Linked DNA regions of Homo sapiens: region 2 is linked to region 1. The links are chromatin loops, found by intact Hi-C in ENCODE. Cell type or tissue: B cell. All regions are shown on one strand. Each heading gives the region's core, and the rest is flanking DNA. Links, peaks and the distances in the headings are about the cores only.

What was found. A loop is a pair of places that touch in the nucleus more often than their neighbours do. Peaks named below come from ENCODE experiments on the same cell type or tissue, not always from the same donor. Only the 100,000 strongest peaks of a DNase experiment are listed, where the experiment ranks them.
Region 2: a loop joins it to region 1, with 1.9 times the contacts of the local background. A loop is called at or near these places in 1 of 110 quality-filtered maps.

What each region holds. Positions count from the first base shown.
Region 1 is chr13:40,310,669-40,328,376 of GRCh38, forward strand. No RefSeq gene overlaps it. Among named protein-coding and RNA genes, the nearest start is that of LINC00548, 99 kb to the left of the region's middle. RefSeq lists a silencer at 7,084-7,378. In B cell, for the core only: no CTCF peak of the experiment used is centred there; DNase peaks (open chromatin) are centred at 7,493 and 7,873.
Region 2 is chr13:40,223,014-40,233,995 of GRCh38, forward strand. It overlaps the pseudogene RPL17P51 and the pseudogene RNY3P9. Among named protein-coding and RNA genes, the nearest start is that of LINC00548, 8.0 kb to the left of the region's middle. In B cell, for the core only: no CTCF peak of the experiment used is centred there; no DNase peak of the experiment used is centred there.

The DNA of each region.
Region 1 (17,708 bases), core at 5,978-8,477:
ATTTATATTTTTAATTAACAAATAAGAATTGTATGTATCTATGGCATAAAACATGATGTTTTGGAACATGTACACATTGTGGAACGGCTAAATCAAGCTAATTAACATAGGCACCACCTCATACACTTATCAGTTATTTGCATAATAGCATTATTTCTAATTTCAAAATTTGGAAACAGTTGTCCAAAACAAAAAGGATTAGCTGAGTAAATTGTAGCATATCCATATGGTGGAATACTTTTTACAAACTGAAAATAATGTTATAGAAATGTATTTATATTTAAATGGAAAGGCATTTACACTCCACTGTTGAGTGAAAAAAAAATCAAGTTACAAAATACTATGCATTGTATGAGTTCATTACTGCTTAAAAGGAAAGGATGTCATACAAAAAAAAAAAAAAACCTAGAAGGAACTGTACCAAAATGTTAACAAGGGCAATCATAGGTTGAGGAATACAAGTAATTAATATTTTCTTCTGTTTCCTTCTCAGCATTTTCTGTTGTTGCTTTTTTTCCCTAAAATAAACATGTATTACATGTGTATTACATGACACTGTTACCTTTTTAAAGCACGTGCCTGTGGTATTACAAATATGAATGTGAGATTTTAGGAATAAGACAATGAGCACCTGACTTAAAGGTGAGGCAGAGAAGGGGACTGACCCAGTAGGAATCTGTCCTGATGGCCACACAGTCACAGAACTCATTCAGCAAATGGCCCAGAGCACAGGCTGTGGATCTCAGCTCAGCCACTTGTGATCCAGGCCAAGTGACTTCATCTCTTTCCAGTTTCCTCATCTGTAAAATGGCTGCCTCACCACATTGTCAGAAAGCTAAATGAGTTGATACAGTGTATGTAAAGTTCCTCAGCTTAAAATAAAGTCTGGCACATGCTAAGCTTTATATGTGCTTGCTTATTTAAAAAATATTTTCTTTCGAAGATTCCTGAGATAACTAGGTGAAAAAAAAATTACTTATTATCCCACCCCCTTAGGGTTGAGTCAGCTGGGTAGAGAGAAGGCTGGCGCTGGTTTCTTTTCAAACACAGTTCATCATCTTAATTTCTTTAAAAAAAAAATTAAAGAAAAAAACCAATTCACTTCCTTTCCTCCTCCCCATAAAAGCTCTTTGGGAAGTTTTGCTTTATTGCTAATGCTTTTCTTTATAACTGGATGATCAATTCAGCTGGGATTAATTGAGCATGAAGCTGGCAGCATCTGTGGAGCCATTTATCAGAGAGAAGGAGCCAGCTCACACTGAAGCCCACCAGCTATCATTATCCGCGCCAGCTCCAGCAGCCTCAGGCACACCTGAGCCTCAGGTGGCTAGCGACATGCTCACCGAGTGTGCGACAACCAAGGGTGGGACCTCCTGCACTCTCCCCTCCCCAGCAGAAAGGCTGTCTGGCTGCAAATGATCCTCACAAGCCCAAAATGCTATATTTACTCCAATGCCATGCGGGCATCTTGCTGTAACACTGTTTTAAAAAAAAAAAAAAAAAAAAGAAAAGAAAACATTAATTTAATTTAGAGTGAATATGACCTGGATTCTATCCAATGGAATTTTGTTAATAAAGTACCAAAAAATATCTTTTTATGAAGCAATATCCAGCATGGCCCCTGCAAGCATACATTAGAAAGATTTTGGCATAAAATTCCCACTGTATGTGTATTTGCCAGAAGTATAGGTTGTGTTTGCTTACCAATAACCATGTGTAATATGTGAACATAGACAGTTGATGAGCATTGTGTACATGATAAGGATAATAACGAGAACTGATATCGTCCAGGACTTATGTGTCAGGCGATCTTATAGGCACTTTACAGCTACTACCTCATTTAATCCTCACAGCCTAGGATGTATGAATTCCCTCCCTAATTTGATGAGGGAACTGAGCAGAGAGAGGTTAAGTAGCTTGCCCACAGTTACACAGCAAGTCTAGCATAAGCTGGCATTCCAACCAGGCAGAGCGGCTCCATACCCCATATACTCTGTACACCACCAACCATTCTGTTACTCTGCCTCCCACGTGTGTGTGTGTGTGTGTGTGTGTGTGCACTCTTCATACACATACATCTGCTATTTGCCTTTCTTCCCTACACAAATCTAGGGCTGCAGGCGGGCTGCAACTGGCTAACACCAGCTTTTAAAGTCTCTGTAGCCAAGGCTGCTCTTAATCAGCCATAGCCCAGGTGCCATAGCCCTTGCCCATCCTAGGCAGAAAGGAGCGAGAAGAGGCTGTCCTCACTCAAGGCCTGCCCTTCCTTTCCTTCCACAGAGGGAGAGTCTAATTCGTGTGTGTGTGTGTGTGTGTGTGTGTGTGTGTGTGTGTGTGTGTGGTTTAGTTGCTGAACATTAGTACATATAATATTTTAGTTGCTGAACCCCACCTTGATGGCTAATTTTATGTCAGTTTGGTTGGGCTGTGGGGCCCAACTATCTTGTTAACATTATACTGGATGTTTCTGTGGGGGGATTTTTGGATGAGACTTACATTTAAATTGGTGGACTTTGAGTAAAGCACATCACCCTCTCTAATGTGGGAGGGCCTCATCTAATCATTTGCAGGCCTGAATAAAACAAAGGACTGATGAGCAAAAAGGAACTCTGTCAGCAGACGGCCTGCAGACTTGAACCGCAGCATTGGCTGCTTCTGGGCCTTCATCCTGCAGACTTTGGACTTGCCGGCCTCCGTAATCCTGTGAGTCAGTTCTTCAAAATAAATCTCTTTCTATACATACACACATGCCATTGGTTCTGTCTCTGGAAAACCCTGGCAAATATACCCACACAGGATCAGATAGGCTGGGAGCACACCGGCCTCACTCAGCTGTCACTAGGAGTGGGCGGGGAGCGGGGGTTCTTCTGCTTAGGAAGGATGTAGGAAGAAGTGACCTTTTAACTCTACAAGTTAAAATGCAGGATTGGGTTATTCCAATGCATGGTATTTCCCTTAGTACAGAGTCTAGCTTCAAGGAATCCACCTTTCACCATGTGACCAAGTATAAACATGAGACAGAATATGGAGCTCCAGTCCCAATATTTAAAGGGACAGACGTATGAAGCACAAGGTCTCACATAAGAAGGAAACCAACGCTGTGACCCAGATCCTGTCACTGGCCTTTTAAACTCTGAATCACAGAACTCACAAAGGGAGGGAGATTCTTATCCCTCCCCAATAACATATTTTTCCTCAGCAAAAAAAAAAAAAAAAAAAAAAAAAAACAATGACCAAAGGAAATCCTTTGTGGGACGCTTCCTACCATTCCACAGTTACCATTCAAAAAAAAAGAAAACGCTCATGGAATTGAGCCACCTCTCCTGGCAAGTGATTCACATTGAACTCAATGAGAGAATCACTTTGCATTTCCTGCTGAAGTTATTTTGCAAGTGGTCATGGTCATCATTACTGAGCCAAGGGAAGGACAAGTTCATAGCCAGGGTGTCCACCTAAATGGATCTGACTCTTTGGTCATTTCCTGTGCTAGCTCCCCCCACAAACGGGACCTGTCACCCATGGGGACACTAAGGCTGAGACCAGAGTCTCAACCAGGCATTGCTATGAGACTCTGAACAAATTCAGGTCTAGTATTTTCCAACACCTCTCACCTTCCAACCACATACTTAACATCAAGAAGAGATTCTTGAAAATCAGTCTTCTGCACAAAAACTCTAACTCAGAGTCTTTCCTATGACTTTACCTGGGAAAAGCTACAATGTTTCACATCCACCACCCAAGACTCTCAATCAAATTTTTAAATGTAACTAATATACAGCAAAACACCTATCTATCTGTATATAAATAATGAACTCTCATGTTAGAATGTAAAATGCCTCAAGCATGGCTTCCTGGTCACCAAAAAATTCATGTTTGTAACAAAGAGTTGCTTGATGACCTGCAGTGGCTCCCCTCTTAGTTCTAACAACCACCAAGACACACACCCCATGCTGACACTCAACATGCCTTTCAAGAAAATGTACAGTATTTAGAATGGAACTCAAGACTATTTCGGCAAATCGTTTTGTTGAAATGTTGTACTGAGCTAGGTGGTCATAAATATACACGTTTTTCTATATAATCATTGACTCAAAAACATTGTATAGAAAGGCATATACATTTTATGGAGTTTGGGCTTTAAAAAATCAAGAACCATTCTGTTGAGAAAATGTTCCCTGGAGAGACATTGTGGAAAATCTATCATTTATTTGTTTATTGTGGTTATTATCTGTCTCCCATCACTCAACCATAAGCCCCTTAAGAGCAGGGATTTATTTCTGTTTTGCTGATAAGTCCCCAGTGCCTAGAAAGGATCTGCCTCACAGGAGGTGTGCAAGGTGTATCAGATGAGTATATTAATATTTGTAACATTCAGGGAGGCTGCAGGGAGATGGATGGATTACTAAAATCCTCATCGTTTATGGAAGGACGCTTTGAAAAGAGCACTGGGCCAGGAGTCAGGAGGCCTGAGTTTTGAGTCCTGGACTGGCCACTCTGTTACTTGCTGTGTGACCTGAGCTTCGTTTTCCTCTCAGGTTCACCAGACTATCAGCAAATCCCCCAGCTCCATCCCAGAGTCTCTATCTGATTCCAGTGGGGAAAAGCCCACTGAACTCTCTAATGGGAGGGGGAAAAAAGACAGCCACAGTCTCAACTGGAAGGAAGTAGAGAGCAGAAAGCAAAAGAGAAAGAAACATAGTATCTGGTTTAGAAAATGAGGAATCCTTTTCCTCCGCCGGGTGATCCCTTCTTATTACATCACACTAGAGACATGGTGGTGACGTTCAAAAACAAAGAAGAAATCTCAGAAGTAGCATATAGTGTTCCAGGAGCTCCATCCTGCCTGCAGAAAGCAGATTCCTGCCTGCAGAAAAAAAAGCAGAAAAAAAAAAAGGAGGCTGAGCTTCCCGCAAAGAGTCATGAAGCTGGGTTTCCCCTGAGGTGTCACCCAGTCCTGCTACGCTGTTTCCTGTAGGTGTGCTGCCAGCAGCTGGGCTCTGCCAGAGGCTCTCCATGCAGCAAATACAGCCTTGACATCCTGGAGATCAACAGGGAGCTGCACACTGCATCTGGGACTGGGAAAGAGACCTTAGCAGAGCGCAGACAATGAGCCCTCATCCTTTTCAAGATAGAGGCGGACACCTGGAGGAGGCTCCCAGCATCTCCACTGAATGGACAGGCTACAGACAGGCAGCCATCCTTCTGACGTGGAACAACTGATAAGAAAGCTAGACGTAGATGCACGTTCACCAGGCACTGTGCTGACAGCTTTACGTACACCATTGCATTTCATTTTTAAAATAGCTTTACGAGGTAGATTTTATTGTTGCAGATGAAGAAACTGAGGCTCAGAGAGATTAAGTGGTGTGCTGAAGATCACACAGCCAGGATATGCAAGTGGCAGGACTCAGCCCCCACCGTCTGCTCCCAGAGCTCAGTCCCTTGCCCCCGCACACATCTAAATGGGTTCTGGATTTGCCATAATACAGGACACATCTTCCACTCGCTCTTCTCAGAAGCCACAGCAGACCTAAACAGAGGAAGCCACCCCTACCTGTGCCGAAATATTTTAGCCTTCTGTTGCCCTCAGTAAGATTCAAATATACTCTCATCTCTTCCATCTTAAAAATGTGCTTCCGCACCAACGTCTTCCAGTTCCAACCCACCTCTGTCTTGCCATCATGCCAAAGGGCTTAGAAAAGCTGGCCACGCTGTTTTCTTACCTCCTACTCAGTCCTCTACTCCCCTCCCCATGCCTGAATCATCAGGAAGCCTCTGATCAAGGTCACCTGCCATCCCGGGGTGCTGAGTAGACCCTTTTCTCTGTTTTGGTTTTACTCGATTTCTCAACCCCATTTCCAACGTCAGTCACGGCCTTGTTCTTAAAACCTGCTGTCCTGTTAGGACACTCACTGCCACCCCTCCTGGTTTCCCTCCCAACTCTCTGCCTCTGTTGGCCTTGGGTGCTCCTGGGACTCTGCCCATTCCTTAAATGTCAGGGTTTCTTGGGATTTCACTTCTCACCCCAGACACTCTCTAGGGGGGCCGGGGGGGGAGGATTTATTCACCCTCAGGCCTTTGATTAATAGCTGCATGTGAGTGATTCCCCAATCTCTGCCTCTCACCTTGCTCTGTGTTCTGAGCATCAGCTCCACAGACCCAGCCTGCCGGCTCATCGTCCTCACCACCAGGAGAAACGAGCCTCACCAGTACCCGGCCAGGTTACTTCTGCCTTGTTTCTACCACCGAATATTCCAGCCTTTGAGAACTATTGACTCTTCTGAGCCACTGTACAGCCATTGTCCCCTCTTGTAGTAAACACTTTAGCCCTCCTTTTTCCCTCTGGCTCAGTTCCTCTCGTCCTTCAGATCTCCCTGTGGGCCTCACTTCCTTTAGAGAGTGAGGAGAGCATCTGCCCATCAGGCCCACGTGAGCTCTCGTTGCCCAGCTTGCTGCCCCTTTAGGAGCCTGGAGGATGCTACACTGCAATGGCCTCATTTTCTTTTTTTTTTTTTTTTTTTTTTTTTTTTTTTTGAGATGGAGTTTCGCTCTGTCGCCCAGGCTGGAGTGCAGTGGCGCGATCTCGACTCACTGCAAGCTCCGCCTCCCGGGTTCACGCCATTCTCCTGCCTCAGCCTCCCGTGTAGCTGGGACTACAGGCGCGCGCCACCATGCCCGGCTAATTTTTGTATTTTTTTTTTTAGTAGAGACGGGGTTTCACCGTGTTAGCCAGGATGGTCTCGATCTCCTGACCTCGTGATCCACCCTTCTCGGCCTCCCAAAGTGCTGGGATTACAGGCGTGAGCCACCGCGCCCGGCCGCCTCATTTTCTCCATATCCTCCACTAGGCTAGATCAGGAGACAAGATTTCCTATTTTTTGCTATTTAATTTCCACCAACTAGTGTAGTTCTTGATCCATGCATTAAAGCATTCAATGAATATTGGTCAAGTGAATGAATATGAGTGACAGCATCACTTAATCTGGTCTCAGGACCCTCTCAAGTCCAGTGAGCCCACAACTCCACGAATCAACAGCAACATGTGCTGGCTGTCAACCACAGCCCTGTTTCCTAGCAAGCCCTCTTTGTTTACTGCAGATGATACCTGCTCCCTAAGAACTGAAATTTAACCTTGTCTCCTGATCCCTATCCATAGCAACCACCGTGACTATCAACACATTCACCACTGGCTTGAGTCTACCTGCATTCTTTCCCTGAGCACATTATCCTACAGTGTTCTCTCATCACTACTGATGCTAATGACCGATGCTTGTCACCAGCTGTGCACAGGTGTGGGCTGGTTCAATGCCCTGAACACTGTTGGTTTAGTAGGCTGCTGCAGGGCCCTTTTTTCAGTCCAGAGGGGGGTCTTCTTCTCTCTGGAAGTCCTGGCACACTGTACTCCTGGAGCCACACAAGCAGCCTCCAACTTCATGTGTGCTTATTTGCATATGCATGTGTGCCTCTTAAACCACAGCCCCAGCCAAATCTAGCCACTTCCCATCCAGTGAAATCCTTCGAAGAATATGACAACAGTGAACCTGCTCCCTTCTGAGGGAGGAACTAGGAACTAAGAACAAGCCTGTTCCTAGCTCAGGTTTGCCCAAATGTGCCACATATGTGAAAAAACACAAGCTTTTCTACTTACCGTCCAGAAGTTTTCAGATATTGTCACATTTGTGGATAGAAAAATCTGGATGTCTGATTGACCCTGCCTTCACTTTGTGTCCTGTTGATTGCTGTTATATAAACCCTGATGAGCTGATCTTTCTTTTCTCAAATCTGCCATTTCTTGACCTCCATTGCATAATCCCTGAATGTGCCTTCCAGGTGCTATTGTCATTCTGGAGCAAGTACGGCCAAGTCATCTCATGAGAGCTTTGTAAGGATTATCTACAAGCAGTAGCTGTAGGACTTGGCACTCTGCCAGCCAGCAAGAACACTCCGGTGTCCCTCTCCATGCCAGCTGGGCCAGTGGCTCACACAGGTTCTGGGCAAGCTGTGTGTCCCCTCCCTCACCTCTGGTCTCTCCCCAGAAAAATCCCAATGATTAGTGCTTTTCACTGCAGAGGGATGTATTAATAGAATCCAGAGCCATTTTTGTCTTAGAGAAAACCTCCTATAAATACAAAACAGTGCTGTGATATGACCCTATCATTCTCCAACCAACAAATTTTTCCTGAGCATCTGTGATTTACAAGTTCTTGCATAATAGGGTTCCAATTTACCATATCAAAGTAACTTCCTCAAAACTGTATCTTATTTACTTATCAATGTCAAATTTGTTTATTTATTGATCAATCAATGAATTAATCAATTGAGAGATTTCATAAACATGTATTTTGCCTTTACTATATGACAGGTTTAGGGTTTATGATAAGGATCCCAAGAGAAACAAGACGATCTTTTCCTCAAATTGTTCACTATCTGTATTATTTTGCATGGGCTGCCATAATAAACACCACAGACTGGGTAGCTGAAACAATAGAAATTTATTTTCTCACCATTCTGGAGGCTGGAAGTCCAAGATCCAGATGACAGCAGGTTATTTTCTCTGGGGCATCTTGTTGGCTTGCAGATAACTGCCTTCTTGCTATGTCCTCCCATGGTCTTTTCTCTGTGCATACCTACCTACCCCTGGTACCTCTCCCTCTTCTTATAAGGACGCCAGTCCTTTTGGATTAGGGCCCCACCCTAAGGGCTTCATATGAACTTAATCACCACTTTGAAGACCTTATCTACAAATTCTGTAACATTTTGAGTTTCTGAAGATTGGGACTTCAACATAGGAATTTGAGGGTGGGGGAGCACCATTTAGACCATAATACCATCTTCATTAGAGAAGCAGAGAAATTGAAAAGTAGTTACAAGTAAGTGTATTAAGGAGTATGGTAAAGGAGATACAGGGTGATTCTCCAGCATTGAAGAGGACTCCTAACCCAGTCTGAATGAGAGTGGAGGTCAAGGAAGGCTTCCTGGAAGAGTAAGTACAGAGCATACTGAATAAATGTAGCACATACAGAGACCTGCAGTGAGGGACAGCACAGTCAAGGAAAGTAATTCAGTTTGATTAAAACAAAGAGTACAAGAGAATGGGAGCAAGATGGGAGACAGGAAAGGAAGGCAGGGCCAGTAGGAGAGCCACACAGAGGAGACTGGACTCTGCTATAGCAATGGCACATTAAATAAATAAACGCGTGCTGGGAATGGGGAGGGGTGGCCACACACCACATGGGGCTTTATGACAGATGATGGCTGTCACTGTTTGGGGATATATTACAGGCTGGGAAAGCAGTTAGGAGGCTGACAAAATTATCTATGCAAAAGGTGACGTATTAGCAGCAGGCAGAGAGGCTGGGGTGGCCTCTCAATGAAACTAAAGCCAGGGGAAAGGCAACACCTGATAAGGGGAATACAGAGTGAGTAGAACAGTGGCCAAGGAGGGAACTGTAGGAATATTAGCATTTAAAGAAGGCCTAGCAAACTGGACTGTCAAAAGTAATTTTTTCTAATGCATAAAAACTTCAAAATCATAGAGAGAGAGGCTCTGTGCCACTCCATCTTTTAGGAACAAGACAGATGATGATTCTGCCATCATCAATATTTGAAATGCACAGCTTAGTTGTCCTGATATTTGCATGCAGTTTATGCACAGTTTATGGACAGAGGAAGTGAGCAAGTGAAGAATGAATGTGGTTACCTGGAAGTGGTGTAAATCAATTACACCCACACCTAACTGCAAGGGAGGCTGGGAAATGTAGTCTAACTGTAGTCTAGCCATTAGATGAACAGATAGCCAGGGTCTCCCCAATGAGTACAACTTTCCCTGCCAGAAATAGGATGAAGGAAGACATTCCAGCCAGAAAGCATGACATAAGCAGGGGCAGAAATTTTCAGTATGTATTCAGGGACTGTAAGTAGTTGAAATGGTCTATGACATAGAATTCATGTAGGAGCATATTGGGAGCTACAAAGGGAGGCTGAATCTACATTGAACAGAGCTTTAACTATCTCATAAGAGTGTTAAGTTTATTATAATCACCAGGGACCTTTGTTAAAAGGTTCGAAAATGATTTTCACTGAAAAAGATCTTTCAAGTAGATAGAGATAAAGATGTTCATGGAAGAGGAAAAAAGATGAGATAAATGAAGAAAATCTGGATAAGGATTGTCTCTGCTGTATTTTTGAAAGCCTTGATTTAAAAAATGTTTTTTAAAAAAAGTAAGGGCCCAGCCGGGCGCAGTGGCTCATGCCTGTAATCCCAGCACATTGGAAGGCAGAGGCGGGTGGATCATGAGGTCAGGAGATCAAGACCATCCTGGCTAACACAGTGAAACCCTGTCTCTACTAAAAATACAAAAAATTAGCGGGCGTGGTGGCACGTGCCTGTAGTCCCACCTACTTGGGAGGCTGAGGCAGGAGAATCGCTTGAACCTGGGAGGTGGAGGTTGCAGTGAGCTGAGATCGTGCCATTGAACTCCAGCCTGGGCGACACAGTGAGAGTCCGTCTCAAAAAAAAAAAAAAAAAAGATAGTAAGGTCCATTTAAAAATGTTTCACTGGACATACTATGAGATAATAAAACCAGTAAGGAGGAAAAATGTTTTCATCTATTTATGCGTTAGCTTGTACTTTTATGTAAGAACAACTAGGCAATGTGTGATCACTTTGAAAGCTCTAGGACAATGAAACTTTTAGCCAAAGGTATTATTTTATGGGAATCTGTAATATTACCACAACAGGAATGGCTCCCCCCTCTGCTTAAAATCACAGGGGCTTGATTCACTTCTCCTTCTCCACGTGTGTCAGAATTGACTTTGCAAGCAATGCCAGAGGAGACTACTTCCATCAGTATTGAAAATCTATTCAGTAGATAAGCTGCCATTAGAAATGAATTGCCTGAAAGAGTCACAAAATTCTTCTGTAGCACCATGATTTGTTGTTTTTCGTCACCTCTACCTAGCTTTGTGATGCTGAGTCCAAATGGAATCAACACCCACACCATATTTGCTCATAAATCTCTTTCATTTCAAGGCCAAAGATGGGGTCACCTTTACATCTTTTTGCTAAGAAACACTCATACGGAATACATTCCAGGTATCCCATTTTAGCAGATGTATGGCCCCCAGACAGTTAGGAGATGTATGGCCCCCAAACACTTAGGAGATGTATGGCCCCCAAACACTTAGGAGGCTGGGGATTTGCCAAGCCTTTTTAACAACTGCCCTTTCATAAAGGGGTAGAGTTTTTCTGGGCTCATGCTCTTCAAGTCCTAGAGAGATATGCATACCATTCTTTGCAACCTAGCAAAATATTTTTTGATCTTATGGAGACAGTTGATAAAATGGAAAAGATTTTAAAAATGTAGAACCACAATGATAAGACAACCCTGAGCACCAGCTGTTACCAGTTGTTGACCTTGGACAAATTATGTAACTTCCATGAGCTTAACATGAAAATAATAATACCTATAACACCGGATCTTATATGAATAACATAATAGATATAAAGTGCTTAATAGTGCCTGGCACATAGTATGATATAAAATATGTGTTCTTCACACAGGCTCCACTTCCCCGACATATACTGTGTTGAACTGCTGGCCTTGCCTGTGATGGACAAAGCACTGAAATCCAAATGTCAGAACCTATCCTACTTCAGGTATAAAGGCCCTGCTGTGCTGCTTGTGTACAGCCTATTGTCCAGGTACAGTACCTCCAGTGGGTCATATTCTCTGCACATTGTATACTACCACAGTCACCACAGTCGTTAACAATGATTGGTTCCCTTGAAATTTAACCTACACTGGCTGTTTTACCTTGATAGAGACATGCTACGGTTTACAAGGAATGTTAAGTACAGAGTACAAAGAAAAAATAATGCATTTTGAAGGGCCTCTGTGGAGAGGCGGCACAAGAAACTCTTGTTTGTGGAGCTACCTCCAATCTTTACTTTTCCAAAGATGGCAGCATCATTCCAGTTGGGCAATTCTTGTGGTTTTTTTTCCCCATTCTGAGGTCAGCTACAGTTTCTCCCATGTTTTCTTCTAGGTGTTTCATTGTTTCAGACCTTACATTCAGGTATCTGGTCTATTTTAAGTTAATTTTATATAACATTATCTATTGGTTTCCATAGATGCTTTTTACCTGGTTGAGGAAGTTCCATTCTACTCTTAGTTTATCAAGAGCGTTTTTCAACATTGGGTTTGGATTGTATCCTGTGCTTTTTTCCTATATCTATTGAGATGATAATGTGGTTTTGCCTTTTTAGTTTGTTTTTTTTTTTTTTTTTTTTTTTTTTTTGAGATGGAGTCTGGCTCTGTTGCCCAGGCTGGAGTGCAGTGGCGCGATCTCAGCTCACTGCAAGCTCCGCCTCCCAGGTTCATGCCGTTCTCCTGCCTCAGTCTTCTGAGTAGCTGGGACTACAGGTGCCCGCCACCATGCCCGGCTAATTTTTCGATTTTTAGTAGAGAGGGGGTTTCACCATGTTAGCCAGGATGGTCTCGATCTCCTGACCTTGCGATGCCTTTTTAGTTTTTTAATATGGTGAATTAAATTGATTGATTTTTTTTAATGTTAAGCCAGCATTCTTGGGCCCTGATGTATTATCCCTTTTATACATTGTTGGATTTAAACGTTTTGCATCTATCTGCATGAGTGATTTTGGTCTATAGTTTTCTTTTCTTGTGATGTCTTCTTGGGTTTGGTATCTGGATAATGCTGGTCTCATTGAATGAGTTAGCATATATTTCTTTCACTTCAATATACTGGAAGAGAATTGTTACGTAGAATTGGTATTATTGCTTATTTAAATGTTTGGAAGAATTTCCAAGAAAGTTTTCCTTATAGGAAGATTTCTAAACTACAAATTTAATATGGCTATGCAGGTTATCTATTTCTTCTGGAGTGAGCTTTGGTAATTTCTGCCCTTTTTTTTTTTTTTTTTTTTTTTTTTTTTTTTTTTTTTTTTTTTTTGAGACAGAGTTTTGCTCCTGTTACCCAGGTTGGAGTGCAATGGCATGATCTCAGCTCACTACAACCTTCACCTCCCGGGTTCAAGTGATTCTCCTGCCTCAGCCTCCCAAGTAGCTGGGATTACAGGTGCCCACCACCACACCTGGCTAATTTTTGTATTTTTAGTAGAGACGGGGTTTCACCACATTGGCCAGGCTAGTCTTCAACTCCTGACCTGAGGTGATCTACCCACCTCGGCTTCCCAAAGTGCTGGGATTACAGGCGTGAGCCACCATGCCCAGCCTGGTAATTTCTGCCTTTCAAGGAGTTTTCTCATTTCAATTAAGTTGTCAAATTTATTGGCATAAAGTTGTTTATATATTTCCTTGTTATTCTGTTAATATCTCCAGTGATGTCATCTTTCTCATTCTTGATATTGGTAATAAGTGTCTTCTTTCTTTTTTTCAAGACCAGTCTGTTTATAGGTTTATCAATTTATTGATTATCTCAAAAAACCAACTTTTGGTTTCATTGCTTTTTGCTGTCACTTTTTTGTTTTCTACTTCACTGATTTTCATTCTGATCTTTATTATTTTCTTTCTTTCACTTATGTTCTAATTTGCTGTCATACATTTTAATTTTATGCATGTAATAAAATCCACAATACATTGTTATTTTTGTTTAAGATGCGAATTATCTTTTGAACAGATTTCAACAACAATAAGAAGAAAAATCTTATATCTTTGCCCTTGTAAATTTCTGGTGCTCTTTATTCCTCTGTGTAGAACCAGGCTTCCATTTGATATTATTTTCCTCTGCTTGAAAATCTTCTTTTAAAATTTTTTGTAATGTGGATATGCGGGCAATTAGTTGTTTCAACTCTTGTATGTATGAAAAGGTCTTTTCTTTGCCTTGATTTTTTAAAGAGATTTTTCTGGAGTATAGAATTCTAGGTGGACAGGTTTGTTTCTTCCTTTTAGTACTTTAAAGATATTGCTCCACTATCTTCTTATCTGAATAATTTCCAAGAAGATACCTTCTGCCATCCTTATCTTTGTCCTTGTGTATGTGATGTGTCTTTTTTCTCTGGCTGCTGTTAAGATGTGTTCTTTCTAATTAATTTTGAGCAACTATAGTCTAACTTGTAGTTTTTATTGCGTGTCTTGTTCTTTGGGTTCATTGAACTTTGGATCTGTGAGTTTATAGTTTTCATCAAATTTAGAAAACTTTTAGCCATTGTTCTACAGTACACTAGGGCTCTTTTTTTCAGTCTATTTTCTCTCTGTGTTTCATTTTGGATAGTTTCTATATCTATGCCTCCAAGTTTCTCATATTTACTTTTGTAATGTGTAATCTACCATAAATTCTATCTGCTGTACTTGTCATCTCAGATATTGTAGCTTGCATCTCTAGAATTTTGATTTAGGGATTTTATATCTTTCGTGTCTCTAATTACCGTTTTCAATGTATTGAATAAAATTATAATAACAGTTTTAATGTTCTTGTCTGCTAATTTTAGCATCTATATCAGTTCTGGATTATGTGTGTCAATTTCACACTTAATCTTAACAAAAATAAGTGTGTTTTTAATTCTCATTTTGTATTTTACAGCTTCTTTTCATGCTTGGTAATTTTTATTGGATACCTGACATTGTGAATTTTATAATGTTGCTGGGTATTTTTGTATTTCTATAAATATTCTTATATGTTATTCTGATATACAGTTACAGTACTTGGAAGATTTATCTTTTGAGGTCTTGCTTGTAAGATTTGTTAGACAGGACCCAAGCAATGCTCAATCTGCAACTGATTATTTGTCTCAGTACTCTATCTAATGCCCCATGTGTCATGGATTTTCTTCTAGTCTGGCTGGTGTAAACAGTCATTACTCCTGGCCCTATGTGAACACTGGGCATTGTTTTCTCTAATCCTCTTCCATGGTTCTTTCCCTAACTTCAGGTGCACTTCCTCATATGCATATAACTTGTCCACACTCACCTGAATCCTCAAGCAGGACCCTCTGCAGATCTCTGGAGTTCTCTTTCTATGCAGCAATCTCGTCTCTTGTGCTCTGCCCTCTGAACTCTAGCTGCCATGGTCTGCCTGGAAACATTTCAGCAGTCTGTCTTCTCAACTCAGGAAACCCACCAGTCCCCTCCTGGGTTCTTCCTTCCTATGTCACATCCTGAAAACTCTCTGAAGGCAGTAAACTGTGTAAATCAGAGGTGGAGCCACTTATCTACTTATCCATACAAGCTCATACATTTGTAACAGAAAAGACTACTTCCTCCATGCTGTTTGCGAAACGATATCCAAAAAGGAATAGATTCTCAACTAATTTTGCTGAACTGAAAGAAAATTGAGTACATCCTCCAAAGTAGAATAAATTAAGACCTCAGGGGATAATTTTCCTTGCTTATACTCCAAATCTCTTTCACATCCCTTTAATCTACCTGTTTATCAGGAGAATTCCAGAAGGTGGTCTGGTCCACATACATTTTATTTTGTTGTATTTATAATTAAAAGTTGGGTGTTTTTCCTTTCTCTTGAGAGTTAGAAACAGATGTTTTAACATCCAGAGGAAGCCCTAATATGTAAGCCCTTAAACTGAGAACATTATAATATTGCTGGGAACAGATAAATGTAAAAACAAAATATTTCAGCTCCCAGAAGTCCAAATCTGTGAGGATGCAAGTAACAAGAGGAACAGGAAATAGCATTACTATCACCCATAGACATTTCCCAGGATGTTTCAGAAAACTGGCATGACTTGTAACAACCAGTGATAATTAATTACTAAACACTACTGCTCACTGAAAAGTTGTAAGTTTTGGGGAAGAGAAATTTTCTTTCTCCAGCAAGTCTCCTTCTCTGAATACGACAGTTATCAAACCCATCACACCCCAGCAAGCAAAGGAAAGGATGCTTTGTTTTTTTTTTGTAAAGTGGCCTGGGTCCTCACACACGTGTCCTTTTTTTTTTTTTTTTTTGAGATGGAGTTTCACTCTTGTTGCCCAGGCTGGAATGCAATGGCGCGATCTCAGCTCACTGCAACCTCTGCCTCCCAGGTTCAAGTGATTCTCCTGCCTCAGCCTCCCGAGTAGCTGGGATTACAGGCATGCACCACCGCACACAGCTAATTTTGTATTTTTAGTAGAGACGGGGTTTCTCCATGTTGGTCAGGCTCAAACTTCTGACCTCAGGTGATCTGCCCACCTCAGCCTCCCAAGGTGCTGGGATTATATGTGTGAGCCCCCATGCCCAGCCACACATGTCCTCTTTAGAGCAGTGGTTGATCCATGGAGATGGCACTCTCCTTTGCTGCCTCATGGCACCACCATCAATTTCTCATAGAAAGATAAAACACTGGGGGCAGTGGCAATACTGTAGAATTTGAAGTCAGATGGCAGATATTCAAGTCCTGCTCAGCTGCTTATTCCATGTACAATGTTGAACAAAATTTCCTCAATTTTTGTTGGTTTTCTAGGGCTACCATTACAAAATACCACAGATGAGATGACTTAAACAACAGAAATTTATTTTCTCACAATCCTGGAGGCTGGATGTCCAAGATTCAGGTTCAGCAGGTTGGGTTTTTTCAGAGACCTTCCTCTTTGATTTGGAGGTGGCCACCTTCTCACTGTGTTTTCACACAGTCATCCTTTTCTCTATGTGTGTCTCTGTCCCGTGAAACTAGGGCCCACCCTAATAACCGTATGTTAACTTAATTACCTCCTCCAAGGTTCGATTTCCAAACACAGTCACATCCTGAGCCACAGGGGATGAGAGTTTCAATATATGAATTTTGGGAACACACAAGTCAGCCCATAACAATTCTCAAAGCCACATTTTCGCCAGACAAAAGGACAAGGCAACAACAGTTGTCTTGAAAGTTTATGTATGGTCAGGCACAATGGCTCACACCAGTAATGCCAGTACTTTGGGAAGCTAAGGCGGGTAGATTGCTTGAGCCCAGGAGTTTGAGACCAGCCTGGGCATCATGATGCCCAGGAAACTCCATCTCTCCAAAAAGTACAAACACTTAGCCAGGTGTGGTGGCATGTGCCTACAGTCCCAGCTACCCAGGAGGCTGAGGTAGGAGGATTGCTTGAGCCTGGGAAGTGGAGGTTGCCATGAGCTAAGATCTCACCAGTGCACTCCAGCCTGGGTGACAGAGCCACAACGACAACAAAAAAGTTTATGTATAAGAATATAGTGAGATTTTAGTTGACTTTATTGAAGTAAACATACAGAAAATATACTCAATGAGTTTTCATAAAGCGAACATGTTCAGTTGAATCTCCAACCAAATCAAGAAGGAAACCCCCTGTTGCCCCATTCCCCAGGGGGTAACCCCTACCCTAATTCCTAAGAGGATGGATTAATGGTGTCTGCCTTTGTTTATATTCTTTGTGTATCCCTTTTCTCACTCAGTGACGTTTGGGAGAGTCATCCATATTGTTACATGTCACTGTAGTTAGTTAATTCTCATTGCTACATTGTATTCCATTGCATGAATATGCCACAGTTAACTTATTCATTCTATTGTTAATGGGTATTTATGTTGCCTCCAGTTAGGGCCAAAATTATTGCCACTGTGAAAACTCTTGCACCTGTCTTTTGTTGAACATATGTACACATTTTTATGGGTACACACCTGAGAGGAGAATTGCTGAGTCATAGGGTTTGCACACATTCCACATTAGTAGATAATGTCAAACATTTTCTAACATAGTTGTATGAATTTATATCCCCA
Region 2 (10,982 bases), core at 600-3,099, 93 kb before region 1:
AATCCCAGCAGCTTGGATCAGCCATTTTCCCTTTTGCATTCATTTCCATCTGGGGGATGGAGTTTTACCTGGCTCTGATTTCTAATCCCTTTACCTGTGCAGTGAACAGAAGAATGCTGCCACCCCACAAAGATAACCTCATTCTAATCCCTAGGACGTGTAGATATAGTCACCACACATGGCAAACCTCAGCAGATGCAACTGAGGTTAAGGACATTGAGATGGGACAGTGTCCTAGATTAAATGAGTGGGTGTAATATAATCATAAGGGCCCTGGTGAGGTAAGAGGCTTTCCTGGCTGCAGAGAGCCCAAGAGAGACAACAGCGTCAGAAAGAGTTGATGTCCCAGTCCTGGTCCCAAAATGTAGCAGGCTATTTGTAAGGACCAGACAGAGATCTGCAGATGCTGGAAAGGGTGGGGAAAGAAGTCCTTCCCTAAGGCCTCCAGAGAGGAATGCAGCCCCCTCGACACCCTGAATTTAGCCCAGCAAGACCCTTGTCAGATTTCTGACCTGCACAACTGTAAGATAATAAATACACATTGTTTTAAACCATTAAATTGTGGTAATGTGTTACAGCAGCAATAGAAAGTTAATACAATGTGCATTCTTTTGCAGTCTATGCTGATGATTTAAGCCCTCAAAATTAATGTGATTCAGAGTCATTAGTGGACTGGCAACACCCTCCTCCAGATCATTAGCCAGAATTCAAATAAGCCCAGGCCTAATGGGGACCCCTGCAGGACTCCATCTGAGAGCGCCTTGGGTTGAAGTGGGCATGACATTAATTAATCTTCTGTAGGCCTTGCGATTCCAGGGCCTGATTTTATATCTGAAGCAATCTGTATTTTCCCTCCCAGACATGACACTGGACAGGTTTTGCCTTTGTAAGGAAGATTATCTTCCCCGTCCTTCCTCCACTGATGTGGCAGTCAGTGCCCCCTCCCCACTCCATACCACCACCTCTCCCCTGATGCATGTGTGCGCGCACACACACACACACACACACATACACACACATAGACACATGTGCAGAGACACATGCATACAGAGACACAAACACACACATAATCACATACATATACACTTCTTTCTTTTTTGAAAATAAAGCAGTCCAGATTTTGAAAAATATTTGCTCCCTCAGTGCTCTGCTGGGGATTGCCCCAGGGTTTGTGAATTTCTTTTACCTGCTAAGTAATTTATTATGTAATAAAACATTGGGTACTTAAAGGAACAGTAGATTGAACCAGTCAGTTTTCAAGCTTTATAGAAGAGAAGACTTAGGTTGAATTTTTTCTTTTAAGGGATACCAAGAACTTCATGGATTTTTGCCATTAAGTCTTTGAAGATGCCAGCATGTGCCAGGTGAGGGGCAGTAATCCTAAAATGTACCATCATTTTGCCTGATTGGAAGCACTTCTTGCTTCAGACTTAGAGTTTTCGAGATGATCTGTTTGGTCTTCTGATTCTTGTGTTCTCAGTATTCACGCCTCTGCACTATATTCCAGACACTATTCTGGGTATTGGGGATGCCGGGGGTCCCTGGGTGAAAGATTGAAGTTGTAGATACAGATTTTTTTTAACTTTTATTTGCATTTATTTTATGCTGAATTTATTCCCATGCCATAGTTTTTGTTTCTTTAGTTTCTTCTGGGATATCTTTTTCTTCTGTGCAACCTCCTCTTCTGGTTTAAGAGCCGATTGTTCCTTTTCAGTGAGGATCATTTCAATGTGTCAGGGAATGTTCATGTACGGGCAGAGCACGAGAGTTCTTAAAGTGAACAAGAAGATTTGAACCTCTTGATTTGCATGATTTTGTGGAGTTTTCTGGCTCAAATGAATAATGAACCATTTTAACAGATCACCTCAGGCTGCTTAGGGGAAGAGCAGAGATTTTATTTTTTTATGTGCACAAATTTATGAAGTACATGTGCAATTTTGTTACATGTGTAGATTGTACAGTGGTCAAGTCAGGGCTTTTAGGGTATCCAAATAACATACATGGTACCCATTAACCAATGAAGATACAGATTTGAAAGTCATTGACCATGATTAGCATTAAAAGCCATTGGAATACAGCATCACCCTGGGGTGTGTGTAGGCAGAGAAGAGAAGGGGAATCTAGCCCAGAACCCAGAGCACGACAAAACTTAAAGGTCCAGCAGAGGAGGAGGAATTAAGAACAGAGGATGCTTTCATGGTAGGAGGAAAACCAGCAGGGTGGGGGATACCATGCAAGCCGCAAAAGAAAGTGTTTCAAGGAGAAAGAATAGTTAGTTAGTGGTGCCAAATGCTGGCAGAGGTCAAGCATGGAAAGGACTGATTGGTGATCACTGGTCTTGATGACACAAAGGTGATGTTGACATGAGCAATTGGAAGAGATGGAAACCCAGTTGGAATGGTTGAAGATAAAACATGGAAAAAAGGAGTAGAGACCATGGCTTCAATAAATTTTCAATTAGTTGCTACAAAGAGCAGCAGATGCAAGTAGTAGCTGGAGGTGGAGGTGGGGTCATAGGGAGGAATTTCTTAAGTGGGAACACTAGTGATAAGGATAAAATACAGTGGAGAGACAGAAATAGTGAGGCAGCAAATAAAATGGATAAATGCAAGGAGGAAATCCAGGACATAGTGAGAAGGAAGGGACCCAAAGTGCAAGGAGAAAAGGCTGACTTGGGTAAAAGCAGAAAGTTCACCCACGGAACCAGAAGGCAGGGCAGTGAAGATGTGAGCACAGAAGCAGGTGTGTTGGCAGATTTGGCAGGGAGAAGATGAGGGATTTCCTATCTAATTAACTCTGTGTTCTCAAAGAAGTATGAAGCAAGGTCATCATCTGCCTTTTGTATATCTTCAGCATCTGAGCTAGTACAAATGCTGCTGCCTTGTCAGCTAAGGTGATACCTAGGATCCTGGCGCAGGATCTGGTGTAGACACTGATTACTTATCAAGAAAATCACTTCTCCTGTTGATGCATGCGCTTCTCAGCTTTGAGATGGTAAAGACAACTATCGTATTAATCAGACATGGAAGGAGTCACTCTTGAAATTTCTGCTCCGGGAAATATGGCTAACTAGAGATCCAGAGATATCTGAAACACTGAATACCTTTAAAATATGTTTTGATACGTATGGCAGAGCTGGCAGGAAGTAAGGACAATTCTGAGAGGCTGGAAACAGTGAGAAGATATGAGCGCAGGGAGGTAAGCTACAATTGGAGCCAGTGCTGTCCTGTGTTGTCTGAAGACCACTGGATACCTCGAGCCTGGGTTTTAACTGGCTCTGTGCCTAAAAGACAGGAGACAATGCCTCAGCTAGAGATGAAAAGTCAGACTGAACCCTGGCAACAAACAAACAACAGGACCTCAGAAGGGAAACGCTCTCAAAAACTGAACTTAAAAAATAAAATCTACCGAAGAAGAAGCTGGATATAAGTCTGTCTCATTCTTGGCCCTTGATGGCGGGGAGCATCAGTAGGAAAAACATCTCCTCAGAGAATATCTATCCAAAGCCTACACTTAAGAGGTTTGGGGGCTGGAATTCATTCCAAAAATGCAAGACAAACACGCAGTTAAAAAGGAATAGACTTCAACCCATGTCTCAGAAAATTGCTGCAATAAAGTTCTAGTAACTGGTGTTTACAGAGACAGAGACAGAGATAGAGAGATCCCAAAACACGAAAGAAAACAAGTCACCATGAGAAGGATCAATAGAACCAATAAATTGCAAAACCAGACCATATAAGAATACAGGAACAGGATTATCAGATGAGAATGTAAGATATGTTTGTTTGATATGTTTAAAAACTGAAAGGCGGCGGCTGGTCCAATTGAGTGCAGTGGTGTTTACAACTAATCAATTACAACCAGTTACAAATGTCTTTGTTCTTTTTCCACTCCCACTGCTTCACTCGATTAGCCTTAAACAAAACATAAAGTAAAATAAAACATGAAGGTAAAAGGTGGCAAGATTAAAAAGTTCTAGAGGTCTGCTGGACAACATTGTGCTTATAGTTAACAATACACTCTACCCTAAAAATGTATTGAGGATAATTAATTTCATGTTTTTATAACAATGAAAAAGAAACATCGTATAGAAAAGTTGGCAGAGAAAAAGAGACTACCAAATACAATCAGACAGATTTTGATAAAAATATCAGTTAGAAATTTGAGAAACAAAAGCTAAAGTAACTAGTCAGAACTACAGAGAAAATTTGTAAAGTCAAATATCAAGCTGAAGAAATTACCCAAAATGGGCCAGGTGGGGTGGCTCATGCCTGTAATCCCAGTACTTTGAGAGGTCGAGGCAGGTGGATCACCTGAGGTCAGGAGTTCAAGACAGCCTGACCAACATGGTGAAACCCTGTCTCTACTAAAAATACAAAAATTAGCCAGGCGTGGTGGCAGGCACCTGTAATCCCAGCTATTCTGGAGGCTAAGGCAGAAGAATCACTTGAACCCAAGAGGCAGAGGTTGCAGTGAGCCAAGATCGCGCCATTGCACTCCAACCTGGGTGAGAGAGCAAGACTTTGTCTCAAAAAAAAAAGAAAAGAAAAGAAATTACCCAATATGCAAAATGTATACAGTGACAAAAAGATAAAAAATACTAAGGAGAGGTTAAAAGGCAAGGAGGATTGAGGGGAAAGTTCTAACATACATCTAAAGGGAGCACCACAGGAGATAATGGTGAGAATGGGGAAGGTGAGACAAAGAGATCATGAATGAGACCTTCCAGAGCTGATTAATGACAATGATCCTCGGATTCATAAAGCCCAATGAACATCAAGATTTCCTAATGAAATCTTCACCCATACACACCCAATGAGAATGCAGAATCACAAAAGACAAAGAAGTACTCAGAGAAAAAGACAGATAACCTACAAACAATATTAGCTCAACAGCTAATTCATGAACAGCAACAACACTGAGAGAAAGTCATTGTCAACCCAGAAAAACTCTCCTTCAAATATGAGGGTGAAATTAACACATTTTTTCAAATAAGAAAAACCTGAGAGATTTTTACCAACAAACACTCAGTACAGGAACTTCTAAAGGATGAATTTCAGGAAGAAGAAAATGATCTCAAAAGGAATTAAATGGTTCTCAAGAAGAAATCAGAAGTAAAGAAAATAATAAACATATGGGTAAATATTTTAAGGTACAAAATACTAAATGTGATATCCAATTTGTGAAGTTAAAAAAAGAGATAGAAATAAAATACTAAACAAAAATAGCGTATGAGTCAGAAACAGGTAATTAGGCAACTTATCTCACCCTAGGAGTGACAGTTCTCTACCACCATAAATGTGAAGTAGCAGCCATTTTCAAAATGATCTCTGGAATCTAGTTGTTTCTACCTCAGATCAGTTTTTGATATCTTGCTCGAAGCGTTAATGGTTGCATTTTCTATGAGCCAAATTTCCTAATTGTGGCACTTGGGTACAAACCCAAAGCATTTAAGTAGCTCAACCAAGTGCAACACATCCAAAAACTCCTAGATTTTTGCTTTTTCCATTTCCGTCTCCATTTAATTTTGAAGAGTGATGAGATAACTGCAATGACAGCAATCTAAGTGGTTGTATATTTTGTCTAAAATGCCCTGAAATCATTCTGAGATATTATGTAAATACTCACATCTGCTCATTACGTCTTTAGAGGGGAGGCTCCACAGTCCTCCTGCCAGTGCTGTTTCTTAAGATGAGATCATTAGAAAAGGATTAGTGGTGTAATGTCTGCGGGGCTCAAACAATAATTTGAGACTTTCAGATGTGCACAAGGTAATTTTAAATAAATTCCAGGGTTTTTCTGATGATAGCCCTCAGTTCAATCATAGCTGCCTTTAAAGAAATGCTAATTGGATGAGGTAATATTTAATGCAAAACTTGACGCATGCCAGGCCCTCAATAAATATAGCTATCATTATTCTTAGTATAATTTCTGGGTATAAATAAAACAAACACAGAAAGTGTGGCACCATGATGGACTTTAGAAGTCTTGGTTCCCAGCAGTGACTTATAACTTTCCAAGGCCACAAAATGGAGGGGACAGAGAGAGACTTAGATATCACTACATTTGATTTCTGGGGATTGCTGATTCATTGAGTTAATAAATATTTAGAGAGCACTTATGCTCGGCAATGATGACACAATAATATACAAGATGTGATCCCTCCTCTAAAGGAATTCACAGTTGACTAGTAAAACTGTTGCCAGACCCTGGAGACAGAGATGAACAAGGTATGTGTCTTCGGTATCTCACCATCTATTAGAGAACACAGATAAATTTTAAACCCATAAATTACAAAACATCACTGTTGTAAAAGAGTCATAGACAAAGCATTGGAGGGTACAAGAGACAGGATACCTAATCCAGATTAATGGTGTTGTGGAAAATTTTAAAAGGAGTTGACTTTTGAAACTGGACTTGGAAGATGAATAGAAAATAAAAAGAAAAGAAGGAGCATCCTGGACAGAGGGGAAAATGCCTCTAGAGCCACAAAATGGGATGCCAGCTTTGAGGAATGGCGAGCAGTTCTGCTGGCTTGATTGTCGAGTATGTAGGTGAAAACTGGCAAAAGTATGGGCTGGACAACTAGATTGGACTCAGTCTGGGACAAATCTTGCAACATTTACAAAGAATGTACACCTTATCCTAGAGCAGCAGGGGTCAACATGGAATTGGAAGCAAGAGATGGCTATATTGAATCTTAAAAAAAATAATAATAATTTCAGGAAGATGGTGTTAAAGTCACCCCAGATATGAAAGAGAGAAATGGTCAGAAGAAAAAAAAAAACACAGTGTAAAGGCCATAGCAATAGTCTAGACAGGACATGATAATGATATGAATCAAATCATAGCAGTGAGAATGTTACCAGACATATAAGGAGAAATTTGGCAAGACAGGCAACAAATTGAATGTGGTAGGAGAGAAAGAAGAGAAAGCAAAGATGGTGAAGGATTATCTAACTTGAGAAACTGAGTGAGCCAGTTTCACTACTTTCTGAGAGAAAATGTGTAAGATATAGAACAGGTTTGGGAGAAACACAACAAATTCTGTTTAGCAAATTTTACCTTTGAGATGCTTATGTTATCTCAATAGGGAGGATGTATTTGGTAGGCAATTCAAAATATGGGGGTGATGTTTTGGGGACACAAGAATTTGGAAGAGTGATAGTTGAAACTATCTAGGAGTTTGAGGATGTCATCTGATGAATTCAAGATTTAAAACCAAACCATAAAACAAAATATAGGAAGGAGACCGAAGGGACCCAAAGATCCGTTCAGAGCAACCCTGTAAGATCAATCACTCAGGACAACCCACGAGGCACTGCGTCCTGCGTCAATCACTGTGGAGGAGGACAATAGACATGCAAAGCCTCCCACATTTTCCTCACCTCTCCTCTAAGCAGAAAATGCTCAGGCTACATTGCTACTGCTTTTCTGCTACTACCTCTCTTAAGCCATGACGAGCTACAAACTCACTGTCAGGATTCTTGAACTTTTCTTTACATCCTTTAACTGACTAGAAGTCTTTGAGATAAAAAGGAGATAACGCAAAATACATAGATAATAAGTTGGTTCACCGAGAAGCCACAGAGCAACAAAACCGACCCAGGACTAAAAGCTCATGGCTTCTCTTTGTGACAGTGGCCTACCTTTGATCCCAGCTTCCCCCTTCAAGGTATATGTCCATGCACTAGAATATCCATCACAACACTCCCCACATTGACCTGCCTAAAGAACATGCTATGGAAAGATGACCTACATCCATTTTTACTATCTCCCCACAGCACAGTTTCCTTCCTCATGACTTCCATAACATCTGCTGTGTCTTTTCCTTTGAAGACAAAAGCAGCCTTGGAAAACAATGGCATTCAAACAGCCAGGGACTGATTGATCTCTCTTTGCTCCTGGTTATAGTCTCTGCTTTACCCTATCTCTGTATTTATGCCCTTGACATATTTTAAATTCAAGGATAATAAGACAGGATCCAAGTTCATGCCCCCAAACTGCTCACATCTTCCTGGAAATGACTAGAAATCCTGACATTCCCAAGCAAGAAGTCTCCTCTCTAGCTGTTAAATGATGGTAAGTGGGAATGGCAGATAACTTTAAATCGACCATTAAAATCGTTTGCCATGCATCATCAGCACTTTTCAAACTGGAGTCTGAGGTGCCCAATGATAGGAGCTGTGGGCCAGATGACTCATGAAACCACGAGATAAAACTGTTGCTTCTCTTTAAAACTTCAGTTTTACTAGATTTGAAGGGGAATTTTGTCTTAATATTAAATAAGCACAAATATATTAAAGAATAGGCTGCCAAGTTTGCATGGGTTTTTTTTTTAAAGATAAAATATGAGACTTCAAAGAAATTTTAGACCTCTAGACAGACTGCTTCCAGCCCCCTAAATCAAAGAGCAAAGATTCTCTCTCTTCTCCCACGGGGGTACTTCAGATGCTTGGGCAAGATTCCTGCTTCCTGGAAGAATAAGACGAGTGGATAAACTCTGTCAGTCTGACAAAAGAAAAGTGTCTGGAGGATAAAAATAGATACTGTCTAGAATGAGAATATACAGAACTAATATGGATACTGATTTCAAGATGAGAGGGTAGACCTAGAATCCTAAACCAGGGAAGCCTGGCTCACTCATTTCCTTCATAGCCTTGGAGAAGACTTGGAATTTCCCTGAGTCTCAGTTTCCTCGCCAGTAAAATGGAGTTGTACTAGAAGAAAAGTCACAAGTGATTTACAATTTTTGAATAGTTTCCAACATTTAAAACTCAGTAGATTTCAAATAAAAATCTAAATTGTTGTCTTCTCTTAAAAAATTAGAATATCTCATCCCTAAGCCTATCGCCTTCCTAGATGGCAACTGTTTGTTGCAGTTGTGAGGAGTCGTTCTTTAGACAGGACACGAGTCCCTACCACATCCTGAGTGGGAGCTTATCTGAGCCCCCAGCTCACCTCAAACATTGACCTGCTCTGCCTGACTCTATAGAGACCTACTGTGCCCATCCAATCCAGTAGCTCCTAGCTACATGGGGCTACTTACATTTAAGTTTAAATTAATTAAAATTAAATAAACTTTAAAATTCAGTTCTTCAGTCACACTAGCCATTTCAAGTGCTCAAGGGTCACAGGCAGCTGGTGGCCACCGCACGGGACACAGCTTTAGAACGTTTTCATTGCCGCAAAAAGTTCCATTAGGCGGGGCTGCATACACATTCGAATATATAACTCCAGGCTAGGTGACATTTCGGATCTCTCAGCCCTGATACCCTAGATTCTTTATGGGGCATCACAGCCACTGCACAAGTGTCCCTTTAAAAAATCTTTCCTTCTCCATCTGTTGCCATAGTTGGAGATGATGTCTAAGGGCACAAAGAGGACTTGTGGCTTCCACTGTGAGCAAGGAAAGACAGGCATGTTGACTTGTCTTTGAGGCCAGTTTGATGGGGACAGCTGGAAGCAGCAGAGGTTTGGGATTCCACAGGCAGGAGTCCTCAGCTCCTCCTCTCCCCACAGCCTCAATCAGCTCAGCTAAGAGTGGCAGTTCCCATTCTCCTCTTAAGGAAAAGGGTAATTAAGACAGACACACAAATAGTAGCCATTCCAGAGGTGTTCCCCTGCAGAAGAATTAGGCAAATCTAAAAGCTATTAGCTAGAGACACAACATAATTGAATACGCAATGGAGAGTTTGCCCCCAGCACAGAGACTGGCCTCAGAGACACTCAGTAAGGAGAGCTGTAGGTGTGAGCAGCACTTCAGCTGTACTAATGTATAATTACAAATGAGCCGGATTCCTCCATCTTTTTCATTACAGCCAGCCCCTCCGGGAGCACTCTCAGGCAACACTTAGTTAGCAGTTAATAAGCCACTGCATGTGCCAGGCAGCAGCCAAATTGCATTTTCCCCAACACTTTCATTCACACTGGCCTTCCCCCATTGGATCAGCAAACATGAGATTATCCTGCTCCCTTTTACATGGACTCTAGAATTTGAATTCAGGAAGTAGCATACCCACTGTCTTGGAGATAGGGGTTTGGCGATTTGACACTCTTTAAGACCCTACCCAAGGAAGGTGGAACAGCAGTGCCTCTCAAACTAGCCCACAGCTTATGAAAAAATACTGACACCCGACATCAACCCAGCCCAATAAGGTCAGAATCCCAGGAGTGGGGCCCAGGAATTTAAATGTTTTTAAAATATCTTGGAGAATTCTGAAATATACCAGGATTGAGAACCGCTGGCTTTTGTTATCTGGGGGCCACTTGACCACGCCATCCCAATCCCACTGTTAGACATGCAGAGAGATCAGGACTCTTCCTCGCCTTGGCCTCTTCTTTATCAGATGGATGATCACACCCCTGACGGGCCGTGCAGTAGTCAAGGACAGCCAATTTATGTGGAGAGATTAAGCATCGAAGACTCCAGGAACCAAGAGCCCAAAACCTGCTATGCCTCTAGCCCAAGATCCAAGAGAAGTTCTACCCCGGTCTTTCCTGGTTCTCTGGATCCTGAGCATGGGAGGGAGAGTGGGAGACTTTTCTGTAGGAATTGGATGGTGCCCTGAGTAGATGGGTCAGGAAGAAACAAGAGAGAGGTAATGAGAGACATCCAAGAAGTTTTAGGAGGGGAAAATAAAATAATTAGCCATGCAGCTGCTAAGCCATGAAGCAGAGAGTGAAGGAGAAAGGAACAGCAGTGAGCAAAGTGAGACATGAGCAGGCACAAGTGTGGCAGCCAGGAATGGCGACAGCTGCCCATTTGTGTGTGTGTGGCACCCAGATTAAGCACATGTCCTCACATGTCCAGTGTGAGGCCTGACAAGCACAGATGTCAGATGAAAATATGAGCACCCGGGCTTGCCTTAACACTAGTAGGGCAGGCCTCTACAAGAAACCCCCATCAATTTCTAGACTGTTTTGCCAAACCCAGTAAATCAGTCTGGGTCCCACTGCCTGGCGTCATCCCTGCATATCTA